Regions from separate parts of the Mus musculus genome. Here regions 1, 2, 3 and 5 are each linked to region 4. A link is a loop called in an ENCODE intact Hi-C map of the cell type or tissue named here. Cell type or tissue: left cerebral cortex. All regions are shown on one strand.

Region 1 (5,000 bases), 310 kb before region 4:
AAAGGGCAGATTAAGTACTTAACAATGGTCATAACGGCTAATAAAGAGTGAGAAAATTCAAACCCAGGCAGTCTGAAACCTCAGAGTGCACATCTATCTCAGAATGGCAACAGCCTAAGGCTTCCAGTAATGTTTGGCTTTAGTGGCCTAGGAGACCAGGATCCCTCCTAAGTCAATCTCCTAATGCTCCTATAAGATGAATGGATCCAAGCTGAGCTTCCAGCATCTCCTGCTGGAACTTCAAGTTCCATGCTCTTGTAGACCCCTCTCTTGTGTTTTCTGGCACTTTCTCTGACATTGGGGAAGCCCTCATGATGATGTGAACTTGAGGCTCCTATCTCAACAGCACTCAACCACTCTATGGGATTTTTGTTATTCTGTTAAAGACCATAGACTTTGTTCAACATGAAGGTGCCATTGGAGCCTTAAATTAGGTCATTTCTTCTGGCAAAGCAGAGGGCAGTGTCCTAAAGTGTGTGGGGGTCTCCTTTGTTCTCTGAATAAGATGACATTGGTTCAAATTTGCATAATCCCTGCTTCTGCCCACTAGCCCATTGCCAACTGAGGCCACAGCTGTTAGGTGTTAGCATGCCACCTGTACCATGAAGCATTTTCTTCCAGAGTCTTAACAATGCCCAGCATTGCCAGTTCTCATTCAGGACCTCCCAATGTCTCCATAACCCTTCAGGAACCTGCCTCTGCCTGGCCTCTCAGAAGACACTGGAAGTGTGGCCTCTCAGATCCTCAGCATCTGCTTTTTGCTCTTCACGTGCACCCACAAGAAGAGAGACATCAGTCTGGAACTTCTTGAAGTTCCTCCCAGCAGAGAGGGAACAGAATAGCAGGGAAGGATGCGTACTTGACAGGGTTCCTCCTAGCCACTGCAGTGCAGATCCAGTTCACTGATATCCTATTCACAACAGCCAGACGAATGGATGGGGAGAATGTAGAAAGCATGGGCAACACAAAGAAGAACAAAATTCTATCATTTGAGGGAAAACAGATGAAACTGGAGATTAACCATCATGTTAGGTCATGCTAAGCCAGAAATATTTTGTTTTCCCGTGTGTGTGTGTGTGTGTGTGTGTGTGTATGTGATGAATGTATGTGATATGTGTAAGTGCATGTGTGTGATGTATATAAGTATATGATATGTGTAAGTGTATGGTGTGTATGTCATATGTGTAAGTGTGTGTTTAAGGCACGAGTGTATGTGATATGTGTAAGTATGTGTGTGACGTGTATAAGTGTGTGTGATGTATATAAGTGTGTGGCATGTGTAAGTGTGTGTGTGGCATGTGATATATGTAAGTGTGTGTGTGTGTGTGTGGCATGAGTGTATGTGATATATAAGTGTGTGCCATGTGTTTCATACATGTAAGTGTGTGTGTGTATGTGTGTGTGTGTGTGTGTGTGCATGACATGAAAGTAGGAAGTAGAAGGGAGATGCTTTAGGAAAAGGAAAGGGAATCGTAAGACACAGCTGAAGGGACATGAGAATGGGGTAAACACAGTCAACGTGCATGAAGCACTTAAGAGGAAAATTTCTGATGAGACCCATCACTTCATACGTGAACATATGTTAACAAAACCTTCAGAAACAAAGCCAGTACTGTAGTGAATGTTTTTATAATTCTTCCCTTTGGTATAGAAGCTTCCTCTCAACCTTGGGTCTCTAAGATGCCCACTCGGCAGATGCTGTACCCACCCAGTGAACTGACAAATGACTGCAGCTGTGGCCATGGTTGAGTGCAGTGAAAGACAGGCAACATGGCAGAGTCTACCACAGACACGGCACAATACATACCATGATACATATATCACATATGTTGCATGGTGTATATCACATATAACACACACACGCAATGACTTTTTTATTAGTTCTTTAGGGATTTGGTACCATGTGTCCTGAATATATTCATCCCCTCCCCCAGTTCCTCCCCTCCCCCTCCCCCTTCCCTACTCACCCAATTTTGTGTGCCCCCTTCCCCTTGAGCCCCTCAAACCCAATTTGTGTTACTCATGTACTTTTGGGTGGGTGGAGAATCCCTGGAGCATGGTCTAGCTACCTTAAAGAAACTTCCTTTCTCAGAAGCTATCAGCAGCCAACAGCTGCAGTGGCCTGTCTCAGTGTAACCAACCCGGAGATGAGAAAAGGTGGAGAGCTGCTTCTTGGATTCTTTAAATTCCTCTCTCCTCTTTTAAGGAAAGAAAAAGGGAAAAAGCTTACATAATTCTGTTGTCTTTGTCCCCAAGCAACAAAAAGGCAGATGACACCCTCTGCCTGAAGTGTGACTTGGGACCCACCTGGTGTCCCCCGTGGTAAGGAGGCTTCATGACCTTGCTGGATTGGTACTTCCTGGCAATCTCCCAGCCCTGGAACTCTCTACAACCCTAAATAACCCCACGCCTGCACCATCTGACACGGAGAGCATTTCCCAGATGAATTACCCATGCACAGATAATCAAATAAATCTTTGTCTTGCTACCTGCAGTCAGGATGCCCTGCAAAGTTACACAGGTCACAGCACAGATCAAATTAAGGCCCAGAAGCATGGGCGGCAGGGACAGCTCAGGCCCGGGTCTCTACTACCACAAGCACAAGAACAGCCTATTCTTCCAGCCATCCTGTGGCTTTGAGGGACATGTTATTGATTGGCAATTCCACTACCCAGGTGAGTGCCAAGGCAAAGCATCCAGGTGGAGCGGGGGTGGAGAAACCAGGAGATGAGCCAGCTTCCCCTGCGACATGAAAAATTTTACTTACCCCAAACCTGCTCCCTAGCTAAGGGCAGAATTGAATCGAGTACTGCCCAGAGTCTACTCCACCCCCTAAGATAGCAGGGGCTGCCTCTCTCCTGACAGAGAGTACGATCACAAATCCAGAGCCAGATGGCTGCTTTATGTTTCTTTTTTTTCTTTCTTTCTTCTTCTTCTTTTTTTCCCCTGCAATACTAAAGCCACCATAAAAAAGCAAAGTTGAACAGACAAAGCTAATAATATAATCATTCAAAACACCTACAAACAGCGCAGATGGGCAATTTCTGTCTGCGGAGCCACCAGCGAAAGACGCCTCCCCATATGGGCAGTTCCAGAAGTCGCTTTGCCCAGCTCTGTCCCTTACCTTAAGAAAACCTGCACACAACATATGCACGCTTTTTATAGTCAAGCTAGAGACCGATGGCTGATTATTTATGTCCTTCTGCCAGGCTTAGAGCCTCACACTCTGCAAGGGATCTGTCTACCTCAGCTCCCCAGGTGCAGAAAGACCCAGGGGAAAGCCAAGGACCAGGGTGGTATCTGGACTCAGGAGTCTGAGCACAAGCAATGGCTATTATCTGAGAATGGCTCCACCCCCATCCCATCACCTCCCTGCATCCTTGAAATAAACAACCTCCCAAAGCCAACAACCCTGTCTATTGAAAGCACAAAAAAACTGAAGAGAGAGAGAGAGAGAGAGAGAGAGAGAGAGAGAGAGAGAGAGAGAGAGAGAGAGAGAGAGAGAGAGAGAGAGAGAGCTTCTTGCTCCACATTTCCCAGCCACCTGCAATGCTACTCAATTCCAAAGAAGAAAGAGGGGCTGGGGGCCTTCTGCAGCAGGCGAGCCTTAGATAAGGCTCTACAAGGTCAGCCTTGGGAATCCAGCCAGTCCCTCACATCCACCCCTGTTACAAAAAGAGAGACACAGTCTGGGAGAGGAAATTTCCCAAAAGCCAGATGCCTGGCTGACCTCCCAATATGCACCTGTGCATCATGAGCTTGGGACTTTCTCAGGGTCCTGCCCAGCATTGGTTGTTTCTGGGCCTCGTGGGGCGTGGTTCCCTGCGTGTGAGTGTAGATGGATGGATGGGTGAATGAAGGCTGAAGGGAAATCTTAGCTGCCCATCAGGGAACATCAGTTAAATGATGTCTTCTTCCAGGCCATCGGGGCTACATGGCCCTCTGTGTAATCACCATGGAATGTAAAGATGGGTCAGACCGAGAGTGTCCCACCCACCAGGAGAAACATATTTGAGTAGCATATGACAGAGTAGCACTCAAGGAGAAGAAGGCCAGAGCCCAGTTGAAAACAGAGAAGGCTTCCCAGAGAGGGGCTTTGCAGATTTGTGTTGCTACGTGTATGTGGGCTGATCTCCTTCTCTTCATTGTCACCTCTGTCAGGAAGTCCATGATATTACCTCCCTCAGATGCCATCATCTTTCCTGAGCCCACTTTTTGTACTGCAAGCAGGCAGAACCAGAGCACCCCTTATTTAGTATTAACCGGTAACTTCCCATGGTCCTTGACCATGCTATCAAATCCTTTTTATGAAGGAGAGGTTAAGACGTTTGGGGGCAGTAACCACATGAGCACATGCTAGGAATGTTTATAAGAAGAGCATTCATGAGCTCACACAGAAGTCTGGAATAAAGAAATGCTTATACGCGGCTAGTTTGTTGATTTAACAGTACTGTCAAAGATAGAGCTTTCAGTTCCTAGCGCTGGCCACATCAGAGCTCCTCCCCCTTCCCACCTCACTGCCTCCCCCCCTTCTTTAAACCTAGAAAATGCTTCTGGGTTTCTCTCTGCCCAGTCCTGCCCTGTTATAAGCAGACTTTCCTCGAATATGTTTGGTTAGCAGGTTGTCCCTTGACTTTTATCCAAAGGTGCCCAGCAAGGAGGATAGACGTCCATTGTTCAGGCTAAAAGAAAAGGAATCTCCCGGGATTAGGCTGGAATCCAAGTCTTTCACAGTCCTAATACCATGTTTAGTGGGGGGTGGGGGGGTGGGGGGGAAAATCAAGATTCTGAAGATCTCCTGGTAGGTGCCATAATGTCCCTCCACGGGCTCCAGCATCTGTCAGGTATCCACTGCCTACCTCTCTGTGATCCACAGTCAGCCTGCCCTGCCACTGACCCGCAGGTTAACGTGAAGGTGAGCGTCTATAGCAGTGACTTTTGTTTAGCTGCGACCAAAATCCTTAAGAGAGGTTAAAGGAGGAGCACTTTATCTCAGCTCA
Region 2 (5,000 bases), 410 kb before region 4:
ATGTCACCATAGCCTTGCCTTGCCTTAGGTGTTAGAATGGCGTAGAGTTGACTCAGTGTGTGGGGGTGGTTGTCTTTCTGGGTATTAGTTACTTCCTCCACACATTGACCAAATACCTGCTCTGAGCAGTTTATGGGAAGAAGGATTTCTCTGGGCTCATGACTAGGGGTTACAGTGCACCATATCATGGTGGGGATGGCAGGCTGACTCCGTCAGGAGCAGTGTGAACTCATTCCATCTCAAAGGATCAGAACTAGGAGATAGATTGATAGGTGATAGATAAATGATAGAATAGAGGATAGATACATAGATACATAGGTGATAGATAAGTGGTAAATGATAGATAGATAGATAGATAGATAGATAGATAGTAGATAAGAATAAGGAGGAGAATGAGAAAGAGGAGGAGGTGAAGAGGAAGAAGACAAAGAGATGCACAGGCAGGCTACAGGGCACTTATGTGGCTCACCACCAGTATTCCCCTTTCCATCCAAGCTCCTCTTGGATCCCACTACCTCCCAGTGCACCACCATTAGTTGGGGTCCAAGTGTTCAAAACCATGAAACTATGGGGAACATTTCACATCTGAACCATGACAGTAAGTTGAGTGAAAGGGTCTTGTCATTTTACATAAGGCAGTGTGTAAATAACTACAGACTTTGATATATGAGGGAATCATAGAACAAGTCCCTGCGCCGTGGAAGGACTGTGCGTGTAAAGGTGGTACCTTCGCCCGGTGTGCACAATCTGCAAGTGGCTGACATGAGAAATGAACTTAAAACCCTAGATTCTGAGCTTGTCTGTGTTGATCCCCACCATACACAAGTGTACACGGAGCTAGAGTTTAAAGAGAGTTCTAGCTCTAATTTACTTGATTTTATTCTCCTGTTTCCAGCTTTCTATCCTTTATCAGCTAGATAATTCTCAAGACATCAACTCGTTCTTGCACGTGCCTCTTTGGAATGACATCAGAGCACTTCTGCTCTTTTTCCTCTTCGCCTTTCAGGATGTTTGGATGGGTTAGAGGTATCTTTTACTGGAAGATCACTCTATCTAAATTATCTGCTGTCTTCCACTGTCTACCCAGACAGAGGTAACCTTTGCTCTCAGAACTTCCATAACCCTTGATTAATAGTTCCCTTTTAGTGATTTCCATTTGTTCCTGAAAGTCACACGTGGAGAGCAAATCCTGTCTTTTGGCTTGTATAAGTGAATTATGTCAACTTTCAGATTCATCAGGGCTACTGGTAACACATGAGGAGGGTTGTTGAAGATTAATGTAATTAATTAATTAATTAAAGTAATATAATATAATTATGTTCTCATTGAGGAAAATGAAACGGACAGTAGATTCTACGGAGAACTGGTCTACCATGTAAAATTGGTGAGGGGACTGGTATATCTGGTTCCACACGAGGCATAGGTGTTTCTGCGATTTTATAAAAAGTTACCCCATAACCTGTCTCTTAAGTGGAATATTTTTCACCAAGGACTTCTCATCTTGTTTTTTAATTATAGATTCATATTTTTACCCTTATCTGTTTGTGCGCTTACATGAGTTTATATGCACTGTATACACGTAGGACTCTACAAAGGCCAAAAGAGGGCAAAGACTATTTTTGGAATTACAGGTGGTTGTGAGCTGCCATGTGGGTCCTCTGCAATGATGCTCTAAACTGTTGAGTGGCCACTTCAGGGACAGTCTACTTTCGTTCTTTTTAAAATTTTCAATCATTTTTTAAACTTTTAAAAATAAGTGCACATCTGTTTTGCCTGTATGTTTATGCACCCAGTCTGTGCTTTGGTGCTCACAGAGGCTGGACGATTACCTTCAGTCCCCTGGAACTGGAGTTATAGGTGATTATGGGTGCTGGGAATTGAATCTGGAATCTGTTGATGAGCAGTCAGAGGTCTTAACTACTAAGCCATCTCTCCAGCCTGCGCCCCACTCCCGCCCCCGGCCCATGCCTAAGTTCTGTTATCTTAAAATCATCAGTTTACTTTAAACACTTCGTTTGTCAGCCTACAGAGTATAGAGGTGCACACTTGCACTCCCGGCATCAGTGCACATAAAATTAGTTGTTTTTAAGATGTGGAAATGTTTAGATTAGGTTTTGCACATGAATCAACCCTGCTCCTGATGTTAAAACCGATGTAGATGTTACTCTCAAACAAATAGCTGAACAGCCAGACTTCGTGAGCGACAGTCCACTAGTACATTTATTCTATTTAAATGGCTTGCAACATATGACTGAGTTAAATGCAGTGAAATTGCGGGGCTATTGTTTGGTTTATGAGGCATTGTTTTATAAAATAAAGCAAGAGTACTTCTGCTCAGGGTAAACCCTGCACAGCCGAGTGGTGGGCGTGGCTAATTGTGAATTTATTTTATTCTTCTCTTCTCGGTTTTGATCACTGGGAGGTGGGGTTCCTTGACTTGTTTTCACCACAGAATGGAAACGGCTGTGCTGATGTACGGCTGAGTGGCAATGGTCAGAATCATTTGAAAAGCTGGCTTCTATTAATTCATTGATTGATTGTGCGTGAGATGGAACCCAGGGCCTTGTGTATTCTACAGTGTTCATTCTACCACTCAGCCATATCCCCGGCCCTCTCCCTCACTTTAAAAAGAAAACTGAATTAAGGTGTCCCCAAGTAGTCCAGGCTGGCCTTGCAGTATACCTCCCTCAGCCTCAGCAGTAGCTGGGATGAGAGACTCACGTTATCATTACCTGTGTGCCGGGACCCAGTGGCCTCTTTCATGAAGTATCTGGTGGAGTGTCTTCCTTCTTATCGCTATGACAGAGCCTCTGCTGGCTTTTAGGTCTCATCCATGGGACGAGCATGAATGAATGCCAGAGACATGTCACAGGTACCAGCACATGGGAACAGCTATAACTGAAGCCCGAATTAATCCAGTACCTTTCCCTCAAGGGTTTCTAGATATTCTTTCATGTCCTACTCCCAGCCCCCATGATTTCTGGGGGATCAGTCATGGCCTCCCCAGGATGATGGAATTTGTACTCTTTAAAAAGCTTCCTTTCAGTCCTTCTCCTCATTTTAGAGTAAGACCCAGTTTAGCATAGACTAGCCTACTCCAGGGCTGGCCTGATTTCTATTCTTTGTCAAGAGAACATGATGCACTTCTTATAGATGATATAGTCCTTAGTGACAGAGGGAGAAAAATGTTAAAACTAGGGATGTGAGTTAAATAAAAAAGAAATGGATAGAGAGGACGAGGTAGATGATAGATAAATGAGGATTCTGTCTTACAACCATATCCTTGAACTAAAAGGAAGAAAAGCATCCGGGGGCCTTAAGAATGCTTAATTGGCATTTACTCGCTGTTACTTTAAAATATGCTCGCTTTGGCCTTGACACTGCTTCTTGCAATGCAACTCAGAAACATGGGGGTTGTATTTTAAAGTGAAGGTTTGAAAAATTAACTGTTTCCCCCTTTGCCCTTTTAACTCCCAGATGGAAAATCCCACCCTGATTAACCAATTGACTCACTCCGAAGAAAAACAGACTTGACTTGTAGTTTTCTCACCCCTGATCCACCTTGTACAGGAGAGAAGCCTGTTGGGGGGTCTCGTGTCAGGTGTGGGAGGATATTGTGTCAGGTGTGGGGAGGGTCTGTCCTTCAGCTTATCTGGCCACGTGAGTGGGGTACTTTGTCCTGCTGAAGCCAGAGTCCCTTGGAATGCTCAGGAAAGTGTGCTAGCTGTCTGCTAACAGCTGTCCTTTGAATCCTGGTTGATCCCTTCCTTCCCTGAAGAGTTGCAGCTTCTGCCTGGAAGACGCATTCTGGTGGCAGCAGACACAGGCATGCAGGTGGCCGGCAGTGTGTTCAGACCAGTGTGTTTAGACCGGAGTGGAACACTCCAACGCACACCAGCAGGCACAGAACGTTGAGCTGGTAAAGACAGGATGCCCCATGGCTGAAAAAAAACAAAACTTTTCATCTATTTTTCTAGTTGACTTTCATATTGACAACTTGTTTAAGAGTCTAGGTACCCCCGTATCTTCAGGTAATACAGTGTTCCAATGGTACTGCAAACTTTGCATAATTATATACTGTGCTTTCCCAAGGTTATGCATTTATGAGAAAGCTTAGTGAATAAGTTAGGTCCAGTAAGAGGTTAACAAGAATAACACAATAAAATAAACTGATCATAACAATAGACCATGATTAACATTCTGAGAATATAGTTTTTCTTTTTCTACTCCTTTTTCTTCCACAGTGTAGGTAGTGTATATACTGTGGATACTGTGGATAAGGAATGACTCACATTCCCCGGGGTGGGGGTGGGGTGGGGAGGAAAGGCATGGTAGAGTGCAGAATTTCATCAAACCATTCAGAATGGATACTTTTAAAGTGTACAAAATGTAGCAACCGAATGTGTTTGGGATGCTTTAGTAACAGTCTAGGCAGCACTTGAACATGAGATGCTCTGAGTCTCCTGGGGTCTTGAGGATCGTGGGAGACAAGATGGAGTAGCAGCCTTGATAAGTGATGGCTCAGCCCTCGGAGGGTCAGCAGAGGCGATTCTCCCATCAGTCTCATCTGTGGGTGAACTTGCCCCAAGGCCTTTGGTGGCCCCTCTCTTGGCCAAATTCCAGGAAGTTCTGCTGTGTGCCGTGAGATGCTCTCTCCCTTCCTCTCCTCTGGATTTGTGTGAGTCAGAAGGCCTCCTGGACACCAGTCCCGATCCTTCTAGAATAAAGGAGACCCTGGAACGCTCCCTTTCTCTAAAGCAGTGGTTCTCAACCTTCCTAACGCTTCCACCCTTTAATACAGGTCCTCATGTTGTTGTGGTGACCCGACCTTAAAATTATTCCCTTGCTACATTGTAACTGTAACTTTACTACTGTTATGAATCCTAGTGTAACTGTCTGATATGCAGGAGATCTGGTATGTGGCCCCTGTAGGAGTCACTACCCAAGGGTTGAGAACCACTGCTCTAGACTATTATGTTTCCCCATACTCTTTCACCCTT
Region 3 (5,000 bases), 470 kb before region 4:
TGCCCGTTTAAGATTCTTTTCTCGGCTAACCAGCCAGCTTCCAGCATCTGTAATGAAGTGGTCAATTTTCACTTGATAAAGCAGCCTAAAGAAACCTAAACAGGCAAATCCACCTGTAATGGCTGGGCTAAGCCTCACCGAAGAGTTGTATTGAAGTCTTGGTTCTCAGTGTGTGGTGCTCTGGGAAAAACAGAGACTTGAGTGGTGGGGCCTAACGGGAGGAAGTTAGGCCTCGGAGTTGTGAGCTTGAAGGAGATGAAGGAAGGATGCTATAATCTTTCGCTTGTTTCTTTTGTTTCTGATTCTGTAGGCCAGGCTACCTCACGGTTCCCCTCATCCCAAGCTGTTGTATTCTAGGTGTGTGTTGCTGTGTCAGGTTCTCCTTTCTCTTTTGACTCTGGCCACCGTGAAGTGATGCTCTCCTTGCTGTAATCATGAGCTCCTTCCCCACCACAAGCCCACAAGCAAGTGTCTCAACTGCCCAACCTCTGCTAAGAGTCAAAGTAACACTCTCTCCTTTGTAAGCTATGGCACCAGGCACTTGTTACAGTATGGGGCACTGTGCCGGTCTTCTATTGTAAAAGTTCCCTGGCCCGAGCCAGGAATGTTAATGCACCTTTATTATCCTAGCTAATTGGAAACCTGAGACAGCAAGATCACATGTTCAAAGCCAGTCTGGGCAACTTATGGAAGCTGTCTCAAAATTAAATGTGTAATTTCAAAAAGGGCTGTAGACGTAGCAGGTCCATGGCTGAACACTCACCTTGCGTGGCCAAGGCCCAGGGTTCACTAGCTAGGGATAGTTCGTGTGCGTCTCCACTCTTCTCCCCCTTGTTCTGTTGCTCCTATGGCTCTTTAAGTCTGCCAACATGACACAAGTTCTGCCAGGTGCTCTCTGCTTCTGACTGCAATCAGCGTGGTGCTCTGGACATTCGTCTCATCCAGTGCTTCTCGACCTCCCTAATGCTGCGGCCCTTTAATACAGTCCCTCATGTTGTGGTGACCCCAACCATAAAATTATGCCATTGCTACTCCATAGCTGTAATTGTGCTACTGTTATTAATTGTAATGTAAATTCTGATATGCAGAATGCCTGATACGTGACCTCTGTGGAGATGCAGAACCTCAGGTTGAGAATGGCTGCCTGGTTCCTCAGTGCTTCCCTGAGTCCCAGCTCTCCCTCCACAGACCGCAGGTCAGTCTCCCCACCCCTTCCTCTCTCTTCCCTCCTTCCTTATTCCCCTCCCTTCCCGCTGTCGTAGACTCCATAAAGAGATTTTAATGGCAAACCCAGGAGGATCTATTCTCCTCACTCAAGGGCACAAATGACCTGATGGAGTGATATTATTGTGGCTTAGGGCACACAGGGCCCCCCCATGCAGATGGTCCATCTATTCTACCCCTCGCATGTCAAGGGGAGGGGCTAAATGCCAGGAAGAGTAGGTAGGATTCTTCCTTGTGACCCTCCAAACCACACCAACCCTTGTGCTGAACTGTTTTTTATTGGTTTGATTGGTTTGGTTTTTAAGGAAAGGTCTCACTCTGAACTCTGGCTGTGATCAGTGGTAAGGTGTACAGAATTACACTCCTGCCCCAGTGTGAACCTCCCCACAGGGGGGTGGCCAGATTGATAGCAGATCCAGGTGCTGGGAGAATGGCTTGACCACAGTTATCACCAAAGCTACAGGAAGTCCATCAAGGCGTTCAGCTCCTGCTTTCCAGTATCTCTCACATCAGAGAGAGCGAAGGAACATCTGTGGCAGGCCAACATGATGTTTAGCAACATTTTTGGGGGGACAGAATTTGCATTAGTGGGAAGACAGGTTGGTGCTGCTCTGTGTTTTCACTTGGTAACAGCAATCCCAAGGCGATTAGCAATTCTGAGCTGTGTTGCGCTGTGTGGAGACCCAGCACAGGCAGCTGTTATGGCTTGCTTCAGAGACAGGGCTTGGAAATTTCTGGAAACTAAATCGCTATGAAAAGCTTGGATGTTTTTCAGCCCATGTTTAGACGTGAGGAAATGTGCACCAGAGGAAAGAGAAATGTCACCGTGCTACTGTGTTGGCCCTTCACCAGCACTGACTGAATGTGTGTGATGAGGCAGGCTGAGAAGAGTGGGCATGCGGCCTGCCCTTGCTGTCTAGAACAGGGTATTATCCACGCATCTGTCTGTTGATCTGTCTGTTGATGTGTCCATGAATCCATTCATCCAGGCATCCACCTGTCCATCTGCCTGTCCACTTGTCTGTCTACCCATCCACCCACCAACCCATGCATCTATGCATGCATCCACATGCCCATGTGCCTATTCATCCACCCATTTATTTGTCCATGCACTCATCCACCCATAAAGCTATTGGTGCATCCATCCATATGTTCATAAGTCCATGTATTCATGTATGAATATATCCATGCATCATCTATCCATTCATCCACCCATCCACCCATCCATCCACCCACCCATCCATCCATCCATCCACCCACCCATCCATCCATCCATCCATCCATCCATCCATCCATCCATCCACCCACCCACCCACCCATCTATCCATCCATCCATCCATCCATCCATCCATCCATCCATCCATCCATCCATCAACTCATCTACTCACCTATCTATCCATTTCACCAATTTAGTAATCCTTAAGTGGCCAGTACTCTGCCAGACAGTGCCAAACCTTGATACATCAACCATCAGAGGTCAACTCATCTAAAGGCATTCACAGGGTGATAGGGAAGACAAACAAACTTGGAACACATATCACAGGGAACAGGTGCTTTGCCACACTATGTGTTTTGGCAGCCAGTTATGCATTCGATCCACATGTGGCTCTCCCAAATCTCAAACAGCCTCCACTGCTCCATCTTGTAGAGCTAGTGTAAAGGCCTTTAGAATGCGGAATAACCATATAGGGGGCTCAAGAGATGATAGCCATATTCACACTATCATCACCATCATCAGCAGCAGCAGCAGCAGCAGCCACAGCAGCATCACCAAGCTAGGTTTACTCTTTTCCCTTTCACATGGATTCTCCTGTTAGGAAGCTGGTATTATAAGGAAACTGAGGCACGAATAGGGTTTAATTCTAGCCCTTTTAGGTTCCGAGATCTACACTACCATCTACCATCTACACTGGACTCAGTGTGCACTACATAGCCCAGGCCATTTCTACATTCACCACCCTCCCACATAGCCTCCCGAATGCTAAAACTATGGAAGAATGCCACCACGCACAACTTACATAGGCAGAAACTTCAGTAGGTTAAAGAAAAAAAATAAATGCAAGTGTTAGCCCCCAAAGTTATATTTGTTCCCCAACACCCAGAACCTGTGAATACTGCCTTACATGGCAGTCAGAACAAGTTTTACACTGCAGGGGAAATCCAATTCAAGGATTTTTGAGAGCAGTTTATCTTGGATTATCTGCGTGAGCCCCAAATGTTATCAGACACATCCTTGTAAGGGAGAGACTAAGGGCAAGTAACCCCCCAAAATGTAGCGTTGATGGCCCCGTGGAAATGGAGCAGGCAGCGGCGTGGCAGAGCATGCCAGTTCATTTTGTATTGCTGTAATACAACACGTGAGGTTGGATAACACCAGGCTCTGGAGATCCAAGGTCAAATGTGTAGTGATGAAATCTTTGCTGATAGATTCCAAAAGTAGAAGAGAGCATCACACTGCAAAAGATAGGGAGTGCACAAACATACCCAGGATCTTTAGATTATCTGCCGGTAAAGTTTCCAGTACTTAATTACAGAGCACCACCCAAATGTCTTTCTCACTCCTAATTCTTACACAAAGGAACCTCCTCGGAACACCCCTGAGTCAGCCTGAGTCTCCAGCCACTTAGCCCTTCACAGTGGGGAGGCTTGGCTCGGCTGCAGATCATGTGCTCTCTGCACTGGACCACATTTTGACATCACAGAGTATACTGATCTTGTTGGTCCTTGAATCCCAGTGAGCTGATGTCCCTGGCTCCTGGACACACTCAAGAATGGTCTCTTCCTTTTGCTAGTTGTCAAGGCCCTCCCACCTCTGGAGAGGGCCTGCCCGTATCCCAGGCATCTATACTGAATCCACACTTTGTGCCTCACCATGTTGAAATATGAAGATACTTGCACAGTTAGGGGGCGGGGTAAGTGAGGGTGACTCTCAGCCTTCTTGGTTTATATAAAAGTCTGTTCCACACTGGGGAACTGGCCCAGAATGACGAGTCCAGCCCTCCCCAGTGTGAAATGCTTTGTACATTTGGTACTGTGACTCTTCCAGAACTGTAAAGTAGAAGACACTAGAAGTACACAGGGCCTTGAGGAAAGATGTGCCTCGTGGAGAAGAGACAGCTTTAGTTTCCAACTGGGACTGAAGGTTTTCCTAGTCTCCAGGGCCAGGTCCTTTAGATGGGGATCCTGATGCCTTGACCTCAAGGCACCTTGGAAAAGAAATGGCCTGAAAGTGTCTCTGGAAGTCTAGCCCAACAGCACCAGTAATTGAGTCAGTTGGTGCCTGTCAGGCACCAAAACTGCAGATTTGATCTGGCCAGTGCTGCCAGTCCTGGTCAGGGTGACTGGAAGCTGGCTCTGGGATGCTTTGGGGGATGTCTGCACCAATGAAGCAAACAACCTCTGAGCATGGTGAGCTGTGCCAGCCACCAGACCAACATAGCTCCAGACTGGAGGGAGAGCATCGTGCAGGTTCCAGGAACTGTATATACCATACCTTGCTGGGGGTCTCTTCGATTGCTCCTTTTTGCTTCTATATTTGCATCTCAAAAGAAGGTGCTGAAAGCTGCCCACAGGGATGAAGGGTCCTATGTCTTTCAATTGATCCTGGAGAGGGGCAAGCTTGAGTGCATATCTCAACTGTCACATCTCTATGTGAGTGTAGCTTCTCGCCTCCCCAAGACTCAGTTTCCCAAGCTGCAAGATGTGCATCCTAAACTCTTCCCAGCAGCCCATGGTGGGTGGTGGGTGGCTTATGCTTGGTCTTTGCAGTCTCTAAG
Region 4 (5,000 bases):
GTTCACAGGAGGTATCAGCATGGAGCCCTGGTAGTTTTGATTTCTGAATCAAAGCGGTTAAAGTAGAGGCTCTCAAGTCATAACCAGACCTTGCTTGACTGGGGCTGTGTGCCCCTTTGGGAAGCGACTTCATCCCTTGGATCTCAGGGATGTAAAATGGGTGTCATAATACTGATAAAAGATAAGACACGGGTCGGTTTGTGATTTGGGTGGACTGAGAGAAAGTCCGTAAAATATTTAGCATGTGGCTCATAAGAAGAGTCAAATAAAATTTTCCTGGGTGTGGTTAGGATATGGAAACACTTCCTCTCTGAAGTTCCCATGGAGGAGGGGGACTCTGAGACTCTGAGAGGATGCATGCTTGGCCAGGGATACCAAAGTTTGGCTGTGTAGTCGGAGCTGAACTGACCGTGGCCTGTAACTTTGGGCACAGGCTGGGAAGAACTCCAACAGGAGAAGCTGCAGAAAAGGGTCTTTGGCTAGTGGGGGCTTTGCCAGGCACAGTCTACAAGAGTCCAGACCACCCTACCCTCATTGCAAGCAACCCTGGACACTGCAAGGGCTCCCTGCCATGCTCCCTTGTCCTTCACACACACACACACACACACACACACACACACACACACACACACACACACACACACACGCGCGCGCGCGCGCGCGCGTTCTTTGCTCTCTTCCCAGGCAGCTTCAACTCCCATGCCCAGACCACTCCCTGTGGTTCCAAGTCACACCACATTTATTTGTTTGCCTCGGGCAGCCATGGTCTGTGGAGCCACCAGCCTGCCTGGGTGGTCAGCCAGCCGGCGGCACAAGCTCCACAGCCACTATTGATCTGGGATCTTAAATCATCCCCGGATTTTATGAAAACATTTACGTTTATCATTAAATAACCTTCAAAGGGTCGATGATCTTACTTTCCTTCCTTCCTTCTTTTTTTTTTTTCTTTTTTCTTTCTTTTTTTTTTTTTTTTTTGAAGATTTTCAGCTGTGTAATATAATAATACTCTAATGAGACTCTGGGTTTGTCTCTGGGCAAGTGCATTTAATATTGAAGGAATTGCTAAGAGAGGCCACACGAAGGCGACGTGGGCCTCAGGGTGACGTGCACCCCAGGAGAGGGACACTCGTCAGGACACTTTGCTGTCTGTAGCATGTGGGGGTGTGGACACTGTGCTAAGCAATTTTGAGGTTCACAAACTTAGGATAAAAGAAAAAGTGACTCAGAGATATATGCTATGACTCAAACACAGCTATCTTAGTTGTTTTTATATTTTTTAATATATTGATTTCAAGATATTAAACAAAATAAAGGCACTATTCAGAAGGCAAACATGAGAGGGACTCTAACATCAGCAGCTGTAACACCTGCTAGTCATACCAGCCTCTCAGCCTTCGGGGTGATGAGCCAACTCTGATACCTAAGCCCCTGGGCAAATGGAAGGAATTCCTGAGGCACTAACTGCCAGCCCTGGGCTGGGTAAATCTTGCTAAAGAACAACTTAGACCACAGAGCCAAAGGGCTCCTTCAGAGTAACGGGGAGAGCTCTCAGCCATACCCACCTGCCAGCATGAAGCCCCATCTGCACTTGTGTGTACCCCTTCACCATGGCCATTCATAGGTCCTTGTTTGTCTTGTCTCCTTTGCCTGGCTGTCTAACTTACCATCCCTTCCTGCGATGTATACTGCTGCCATTGACTTTAGAATGGTGTCCCCTCTTGTGCCCGGAGCCCCCAGTGAAGCTGTCACAACACCACACCATCTCCCCCTTACAACCCACCATCTCCTCTTTCTTGTCAAAGGCATGAAACAGGCACTGGAGCATGTCCTACCTGGCAAAGCTTCCAAAATTATGGGTCCCTCCCTTCCCCAGGAACTTGGGAACCTTAGCAGCTCTAAGCATAGAAGTGGCTGGATAAAGAAGGAAGCTGGAGGCTTCCCTGGGGTGAGCAGTCCCCTCTGCCTAATCCTTATTCTTCACTTTAAGGAGCTGGGAACATCCTGGTGGGAGTGAGAAAGAGGCCCTAACAAGGCAGATCTTGGACCTTCTCTTCCCAGTTTCTGGCCTCAGGGAGCTCACAAACTCTTCCTTGCTCTCCTCTCCTCTCTGCTCCTCCCCATGATCCTGGACAGCTTCCTTCTTCCCCTCTTCTTCAAGGCTGCCTCTCTTAATGGGTGACACCACACACACACACACACACACACACACAGCCAAAAAAACAAACAAACAAAAGATTTCATACTAAAATATGGTTTTCCAGTTCCCCTAGAGAAGTCAGAAGGTCTGGCAAGATCTTCCAGGAGGCAGCAGATAGCGCCCCCACCCCGCCCCCAAGCCACCCCTGGAATGCACTATGTGTGCCCATGCAGGCGCTGCCAGCATCATGGTTTTAGCTCAGCTTCACAAGGTCCTGTGTACAAGCCCAGCCTTACCTTGCAGTGAGTGGGTGGGAGGGAGGGGTGAGGGTTTTACATCCTTCTCAGCACCAGATGGACCTCATTCCTGTACACACCCAGGGAAACAAGCAAGTGGGTGGTCGTGGCCTGTTCCCTGGCTTCCTGTTTTCCATTGTGTCTCTGAAAATGAACACATCAGCTCTTCCTTCTAGTTTCTGGTTTGCGGTAGAGTTTAAGTGCCGGAGGGGGGACCAATATGGTAACGAGGCTTGTGCCAAGGGTGTGCACTGCATCCCATTCAAAAGACACAGTGGTCAGAGGGAGGGACAGCTCTAATACAGTGAATAAGGAGGCAGTCTACCAGAAGTTGTTCTCCAAGATTACCTGTGATAATCCACAACTTACACACAGCACTCATCAAAACTAGCACGATTTCTGTAGGGTGTGTGTTGGGGGAACCCTGTAGATGGCACCTCTCTAAAAACTGGGGTCACCTTCTGCCAGCTGCAGTGCCATTCTAGGTCCTGAGGTCAGAGAATGTGTGATAGAGAATTATAGACACCCCATTCCTTAAAGGAATCCATGCCTGCTGGTTACTCACCCCCGGGGCCTTCATCCACGGGAGATGTATGGACATGATATTTTGAAATCTGCATTTTCCTAGCGTGCTCCCTTCCCTGCAACTAGTTCTGGAACAATGGAAAATGGTGTAGAAAAAAGACAGAAACATAAACTTTCAGACTGCTGGCTGCTACTGTGGCACGCCTATGAATGAGTGAGTGAGTGAGTGAATGAATGAATGAATGAATGAATGAATGAATGAATGAATGAATGAATGGTGCCCTCAGAAAGGTAGCTATCTCCCCACCCCACCCCTCTCTCATGGAGTCACAAAAGAAACACAATTCCTTTCTTCTCTTTTCTTCCCCCTAATAAAAGGCTCTTTCTAAAAATCAAAGGTGTCAGACTTTGCTCTCCCTTGCTGGCATGATCCAGAAGATGGCTGAGGAATGACAGATGTCGGCATCCAGCTGCAATGAAGCATGCAAAAGTTTCTCTCTAATCCACTTATTTCTCTGTAGTCACGTAAACCAAAACAAATGGGCAGGGCTTTACATTAGGATGGCAGGGTGGGGGTGGGAGGGACGGGAGGGACCCAAAGCCACAGCACTAGGACTTCCATTGCATAATGCAGCCTCCTCCACGCCATCTTGCTATGATTTTTCCCTCTGCATAAGGAAAAAAAAAATCTCCCTATAGCGTGAAAGGGTCCCTCAACGCAGGGGATCCAGAGAGTCAGCTCCTATGTCCTTTTGTCCCATACAAGATGACATTTCCCAAAGGGGCAGTTGTAAAGGCAGGATAAGGGCGTCATTAGCACAGGGAGGCCGCAGAACAAGCACCCACACGCAGGTACACACAAGCACCCTGTGACACACACATCACACACCAACACCCTGCTAAACTAACAGGATCGGTTTAATCACCAGCACCGTCGTTTTCAACTACTTGAATAAATCCAGGGGAATTATAAACGAAGCCCGTGTGTAATTAAAGTGAGGGTTGTTAGACTCTTCATTTAATAAAACACTTGAAAAGAAAAAGCCCTGGTAGGTCTTTTTCAATGCCAGGGGAAGCCGAAGGGGAGGGGCGCGCGCGCGCGTAGGCGAGAGAGGCCGGCCTCTTTTAGCGTGTAGCTGCGCCCACCTTGTGAACCCATTCCCCTTTCAATCTTGTAAGGAGCTGGGAGGGCGAGGATCGGGTCTGGGGCTCTGTCACCCGCCAGCAGTTGTAACAGCTGCGAAGCGCTCGTTTCAGTGCAGGCGGCAAGGAGAGATGTGACGGATTTCGCCCATGGCAGAATGGCGTTCCGTTTCTGGCCCTTCAGGCAAAAACAGTAAAAGAAAATTCGAGATTTCCCCCCTTAAACTTCCCACAACAACCTCAGCAGAGCCACATGACTCGCCTTCTACAATCTTCCCTGGTGTGCTCACTGCTACTTTGGCAGGAACTCAGAATTACTGTTACATAAATTCCATCTGATGCCAGAGAGACCATCTGTGAGCGGGAGCTGCTTCACCTACGTCTGCCTGCAAAGCCACTCTCCCCGAGACAAGGGAGAAGGGGGGAAAAGAATTTGATTAATTTGCAGAATGCTTGTGATTTGCTCATATATTATTATAACTCCTCATCAGCACATGACAAATCCCCAGCCCTGGGTGCAGGCACCCGTTTGATTCCAGCAGTTTCTTGCGTCGACACCTGACAGACTGCGGAGCTTCTAATGACTTTCAGATGCTTACAAACAGTGATTCTATCTTCAGAATAAAAAAAGGGGGAAAAATTCCATAGGAAGAAAAGAGGAGTGCACTTCTTCCTCTGGCGCAGTTCCTTCCTGGGTACCAACATTGATTTAACTGGGAGGGTGGCTGAAGCTTCTAGAAAGGGGCCCTCCCAGGCCCCACCACGGCTATGACCACACTGCACATAGAAACAAAGACCCCCGGATTCTGGAGGGCAAGTCAGCCGAGGCCACACTCCGGTGATGCCAGACGGTGCCCAGGTGCCGGCCAAGGCTAAGACGGGGTACTCTCTCCCAGCTT
Region 5 (5,000 bases), 420 kb before region 4:
CAGATGAAGAGAAAGAAAAAGACAAGAGACAGAGAGACAGAGAGAGATGAGACAGAGAGTTGGCTCCAGCATTCTAGAAGTCTTGTGTCTCCTGATGAGAACATCCCAAGGTACTGTTGCTCCAAGGTCTTCCCTCTTAGTCATGTAATATCCACAATTCTTCCCTTTTGGTGAATGCAAGTATTTGTTTCTATTGGGATCAGACCCCAAAATGAAGTGCTTCAGGTAGGATATGTATTTGGTCACTGTCAGTAGATAACTCTCAGCTACTTTCTCAAACAGTTCTGCCAATTTATCTCCTACCAGCAACGCGTGAGAATTCCTTTTGCTACACATACTGCTTGGTTTATTACCAGGGAGACATCTTTTCCAGATAGCATCACCCAAGCTTCCTGATAAGCTGTGTTTGAAACAGAAAGCCCCTTAGACTTTCAGTTAGATGTGGAGTTACCTCCCATTTCCCCTTCATCCTGATGGGTTCCAAGAATTGTAGGTGGGTATACTAAAAAGACCAGAAAAGCTCTGAAGCAGTGGACTCTCTTCTAGTGTTTGAAAAACCCTGGTGTGGGTGGAAGTTGGCTGTCTTGGTCTGTCTGGAGTGCTGTCACAAAGGAATACAGGCTAGTCTCTTACAAATCTGTAGACTCATGGACCAAGATCAGGGTGTCTGGTCCAAATCTAGGGAGTGAAGCTGTTTTTTTGGACTCTCGGATGCTTTTTTTCCTCATAGAGCCTCCAGAACAGGGAGCTCTCCAGGATCCCTTTTCTAAGTCACTAATGCCACTATGAGAACTCCACCCCTATGACCTCATCACCTCCCCAAAGATCCACCCACTACAGCCATTGTGTCTGGCATTCAGATTTCACATATATATAAACACAGAGGAGACACTAATGTTTAGCATATAATAGTGACTATCTGGGGAATGCTAGAGGTGGGGACCTCCGTGGATGTCAAAGAGAGAGAGAGAGAGGAGCTTAGAGGAGGTCATCCAAACCTTGAGAATGAGAAGAGGAACTGGCTGTCTCATATCTGAAATCTGAAAGGCATGGGACCAGAAAAGTATTCCATAGTTCAGAACAGCTTGGGGGCTGAGAATATTTGTGTATTCCTAAAATGATATTATTCTGGTTAGATTTTTGTCAATGTGACACAAACTAATGTTATTTAGGCAGAGGGAACCTCACTTGAGAAAGAGCCTCTATCAGAGTGGCCTATAGGCAAATACATGAGGCACTGTCTTGGTCGATGATTGATGTAGAAGGGCCCTGGCCAGGGGGGGGTAATATAAGAAAGATAGCTGACCATGGGCCTAGAAAGGAAGTCAGTGAGCAGCATTTCTCCATGTCCTCTGCCTCAGTTTCTACCCCCAGGTTTCTGCCTTGAGTTCCTGCCTTGGTTTCCCTCAGTGATGGATTGAGATAGGGATGTATAAGCCATTTCCTCTCTAAGGTGCTTTTAGTCATGAGGTTTTGTCACAGCGATCTCTACCTTTCTACACAGAGACTGGAGGTAAGTTAATACAATATTTTAAAAATTATTTCGTGTAAGAAGCAAAGTTTAGTGGGATAGACTTTCCACCTGTGACATTATGGTGGCATTCAAGAGCTTCCGGCTTGAGGTCCTTCTTGACTTTCAGCTTAGGGCTGCCCAAGCTGTCTTAGAGGTATAGTTGCTATGCATACCTTGTCTTGGACTGGGTTTGGAGTATCAGAAAGTCGATATAAGCAAGTGGAAGATTCTCACCAAAGCTCTGTGTGGGATTCCCTATGCATAACCAGAGTGCTAAAATGTGCCAGCATAGCCTGGTGTAGGCATGTTAAAAATATATATTAGTCACTTTCTGACTGTGATAATAAAACACTGTGACCAAAGTAACTTATAGAAGGAAGGATTTACTTGGGGCTTACAGTAACAGAGGGATAGGAATCCATCAGCATCGTGCCAGGGATCACGGCAGTAGGCATGGCCCTGGCACAGCAGCTGAGAGCTTACATCCTGAGTCACCAACAGGAAGCAATGAGTTCTTCACTGGAAATGGTGAACAGCCTTTGAAACCTTAAGCCCTCCCCCAGCAACACATCTCCTTCAACAAGAACTGGGGACCCAGTGATATGATGGCGTTGCAGGTTTTAGGTCACTAGGATGTGTTCCTGATTGGGATATGAAACTCTTCCCGATTCTCAGCAATGACTTGAGTCTTCTTTGACATCCACCAAAAGTCCAGGAGCAACAGGCGCTTACCTTCATGAAATGATGCCAGAAGAATATCTTTCTTTCTGTCAGCTGCTCATCAGAGGCGTTTGTCATGGTGTAGGAAGGCAGTGGGACAGAGACTAGCAGGGAGCAGGGCTCCCTGATAAACACATGATCTGTAGTGGTGCTGGCAGCACTTTCTGGTGGGTGTGACAACTGGAAGTGAGCCCTGGTGGACCAGAAAGCTGGACTCCTGAACCCTGAGGTATGGGGTAGGGGTAGGGGTGGGGCAGGGTGGGGATTAAAGCCTCAGAGTTAACAGAGAAAATAGAACACCCCAAGTCAACTCCATAATAAACAAGACAGGGTGTCCCTTTGGATTTGGGGGAATCTCCCCAAGAGCGGGGCCAAGCCTAGTACTGAGCCATGACGATGTGGAATATACGAAGCTGCATAGGCTCCTGGAGATGTCCTTACTGAACCCAAGGACCAGAGTTGCCTGCAAAGCTGTTTGCTGCCCGAGGAAGACAGTGACTCAGCCCCAGATGCTGTGAATCTCATGGGGCATAAGAGACCACTTGCCTCCCACATTCTTGAACCCTCCGCTGGGCTGGTGGCGTCAAGCAGGAGAAATGACAGTGCTGGTGAGGAATGGAATTGCGGGCGGCTGTGCGATGCTATAAATATTTGGTTTGAAACAGCAGAGACATTCAAGATAAAAGTTAAATAGAAATAAAAGCAGTCAGATGTTTATTACATGTTGCCATAAAATTCAAGAGCAGCCTAAAAAGGCAAATCGGGATTTGTTTAACAAATAGGAGAGGAGTACAGAAGAGATTGAGGCTGGCAGTCACTCAGGGGCTCTGCTCTCATTCGCAGGTGATTTGAACTCCTGAGGGGACAGTTTGTCCTGGACATAGACGGTGTCCTTAGGTGGCTGAGGACACAGAGGACTGCCTCAGGTCTTGGGCTTTCAGAAGACATGCAAGTCACCTGACCTCATGATTTATTTGTCTGTTGGAGGGAGACAAAATGTGAAGGAGATCAGGTGAGACCTTCTCCAGGGGTTGGTCTTACAGACTTCATGGACCCCAAGAGCACAGATGTCTTGGGGTACCACATGACAAGAGCTATCCAAGCTAGTACAGCTATAAGATTCATGGTGCTCTTTAAATTTTAATTTGTGTGTGTGTGTGTGTGTGTGTGTGTGTGTGCGCGCCCCCATGTGTGTGCACGTGCATGTCGAAGCCAGAGAAACAGAGCGTTGCTCCTCAGCCATCTGCCTTCTGTTGAGATAGAGAGCCTTCCCTGGCCTGGAACTTGAGTCATGGTTTTACCAACTTTCCTAGGTTGGTTTTGAACTCATTCTGTAGCTCAGGCAGGCCTAGAACCTTAGATCCTCCTGTTTTCACCAGCACTGGGACTACAGGCCTGTGCCACCCAGCTCAACACCAACAACACGTTCTTTTCACCTCACCCTCACCACAGCACCCTACTCATGATTCACAGAAAGAATCACAGCAGGATACATCTGGAAGAGACCCAGGGACGAGTAGCTAACGTTTGCTATAAAGAACCACTTGTGATTCATTCTGTCTGAGTCACAGCTCCTCCGCTTTTGTATCATGAAAGGAACTATACACAACCCTGAATGTGTGGGACTATGTTCTAATAAAATGTTATTTATAAAAAACAAGTCACGGTACAGGTTTAGTCTGTAGGCATTAACTGGCCCGCTTCTAATTCATCATCGTTTTATAGTGAGAGGGACAGAAGACCTGAGAGACAAAGGAACCTTTGAAAGACTCAGCCAATAAGTGGTGGGCCCTGGAGGAACACCATTGGGCTACTGGGAGCTGGTTGAACATAGTGCTTCACATCTGGGGCAGGTGGTCCAACAAGAGACCACCATGCAGCCTCAGTAACAGAGTGCGCCTGGCTTGATATCACACTAAAGGCTACAAGAGAAATGAGTGCGTCTGTCAAATCCCAAACCAAAACTGGAAGCGGATGTTTTCAAATCTAATATAATTTTATGGCATAAGTAGGCAAAATGACATACAGAGGACACCACTAGCTCTTATACTATGAGCAGCACAATGAGAGGGTTTGGGAAGACTCCTATCTGAAGCCAAGTGAATGCAAAGAAATGAAGCAGCCCTGATGTAGGCCCACAGGGAGGTGGGCTCATCTCCTAGAATCTGGTTTCTGATTCTCAGCAGCATTTGGAGACATTGTTTTGAAAGGGGCTACATGTGAAGAGATATAGTGGTTTGTTGAATGGTGGCAGCCAAAAGGAGCCATCCATTTCCCAGAAGCTGTAAGTGTGACCTTGTCTGCTAAAAGGGTCTTTGGAGATGTGATTACAGATCTCAAGAGGAGAGCATCCAGAATATCCAGATAGGTCCAAAAATCCAACAAGAACAATCCAGTGGCTGAGGATAGGGCACAGTGAGTGAAGTGCTTACTGCATATGCTCAAGGATGCAAGTTTCATCCCCAGCACCCACATAAACAAGCAAGCGAGCAAGCAAGCAAGCAAGCAAGCAAACCAGGCGTGGAGGCACACTTCTAATCCAAAAACTGGGAAGGCAGAGGCAGGCCAATTTCCAGGGTTCTTTGACTAGCTAGTCTAGTGCAATTGGTGAGTCCCTGGTACCAATGAGAAACCCTGTCTCAAAAGACAAGGTGGTTATTTTGATGAATACTTAAGGTTGACCTCTGACCTACATATCTCACATATACACATGCATGTGCATGTTCACATTCATACTCCTGCATACACAAGAACATGCATGCACACA

What was found. A loop is a pair of places that touch in the nucleus more often than their neighbours do. Peaks named below come from ENCODE experiments on the same cell type or tissue, not always from the same donor. Only the 100,000 strongest peaks of a DNase experiment are listed, where the experiment ranks them.
Region 1: a loop joins it to region 4, with 2.5 times the contacts of the local background. A loop is called at or near these places in 3 of 42 quality-filtered maps.
Region 2: a loop joins it to region 4, with 5 times the contacts of the local background. A loop is called at or near these places in 4 of 42 quality-filtered maps.
Region 3: a loop joins it to region 4, with 8 times the contacts of the local background. A loop is called at or near these places in 3 of 42 quality-filtered maps.
Region 5: it touches region 4 in a loop (8-fold over the local background); 4 of 42 quality-filtered maps call a loop at or near these places.

Annotation. Positions count from the first base shown.
Region 1 is chr7:37,021,601-37,026,600 of GRCm38, forward strand. No RefSeq gene overlaps it. Among named protein-coding and RNA genes, the nearest start is that of Gm36830, 69 kb to the right of the region's middle. In left cerebral cortex, no CTCF peak of the experiment used is centred here; DNase peaks (open chromatin) are centred at 2,881 and 3,063.
Region 2 is chr7:36,923,338-36,928,337 of GRCm38, forward strand. No RefSeq gene overlaps it. Among named protein-coding and RNA genes, the nearest start is that of Gm36567, 4.7 kb to the left of the region's middle. In left cerebral cortex, no CTCF peak of the experiment used is centred here; DNase peaks (open chromatin) are centred at 3,068 and 3,827.
Region 3 is chr7:36,860,692-36,865,691 of GRCm38, forward strand. No RefSeq gene overlaps it. Among named protein-coding and RNA genes, the nearest start is that of Gm36656, 51 kb to the right of the region's middle. In left cerebral cortex, no CTCF peak of the experiment used is centred here; DNase peaks (open chromatin) are centred at 2,001, 3,247 and 4,191; H3K27ac peaks cover 1,681 bases.
Region 4 is chr7:37,332,918-37,337,917 of GRCm38, forward strand. It overlaps a transcript of Zfp536 not described here. Among named protein-coding and RNA genes, the nearest start is that of Gm30483, 7.4 kb to the left of the region's middle. In left cerebral cortex, no CTCF peak of the experiment used is centred here; DNase peaks (open chromatin) are centred at 2,568, 3,811 and 4,418; H3K4me3 peaks cover 940 bases; H3K27ac peaks cover 2,474 bases.
Region 5 is chr7:36,911,651-36,916,650 of GRCm38, forward strand. It overlaps Gm36656 (a long non-coding RNA gene), which reads left to right and starts at 2,512. Exons shown (of 3, transcript XR_391270.2): 1 at 2,512-2,841; 2 at 3,077-3,245. In left cerebral cortex, a CTCF peak has its summit at 2,887; DNase peaks (open chromatin) are centred at 562, 1,861, 2,817 and 3,731; H3K27ac peaks cover 756 bases.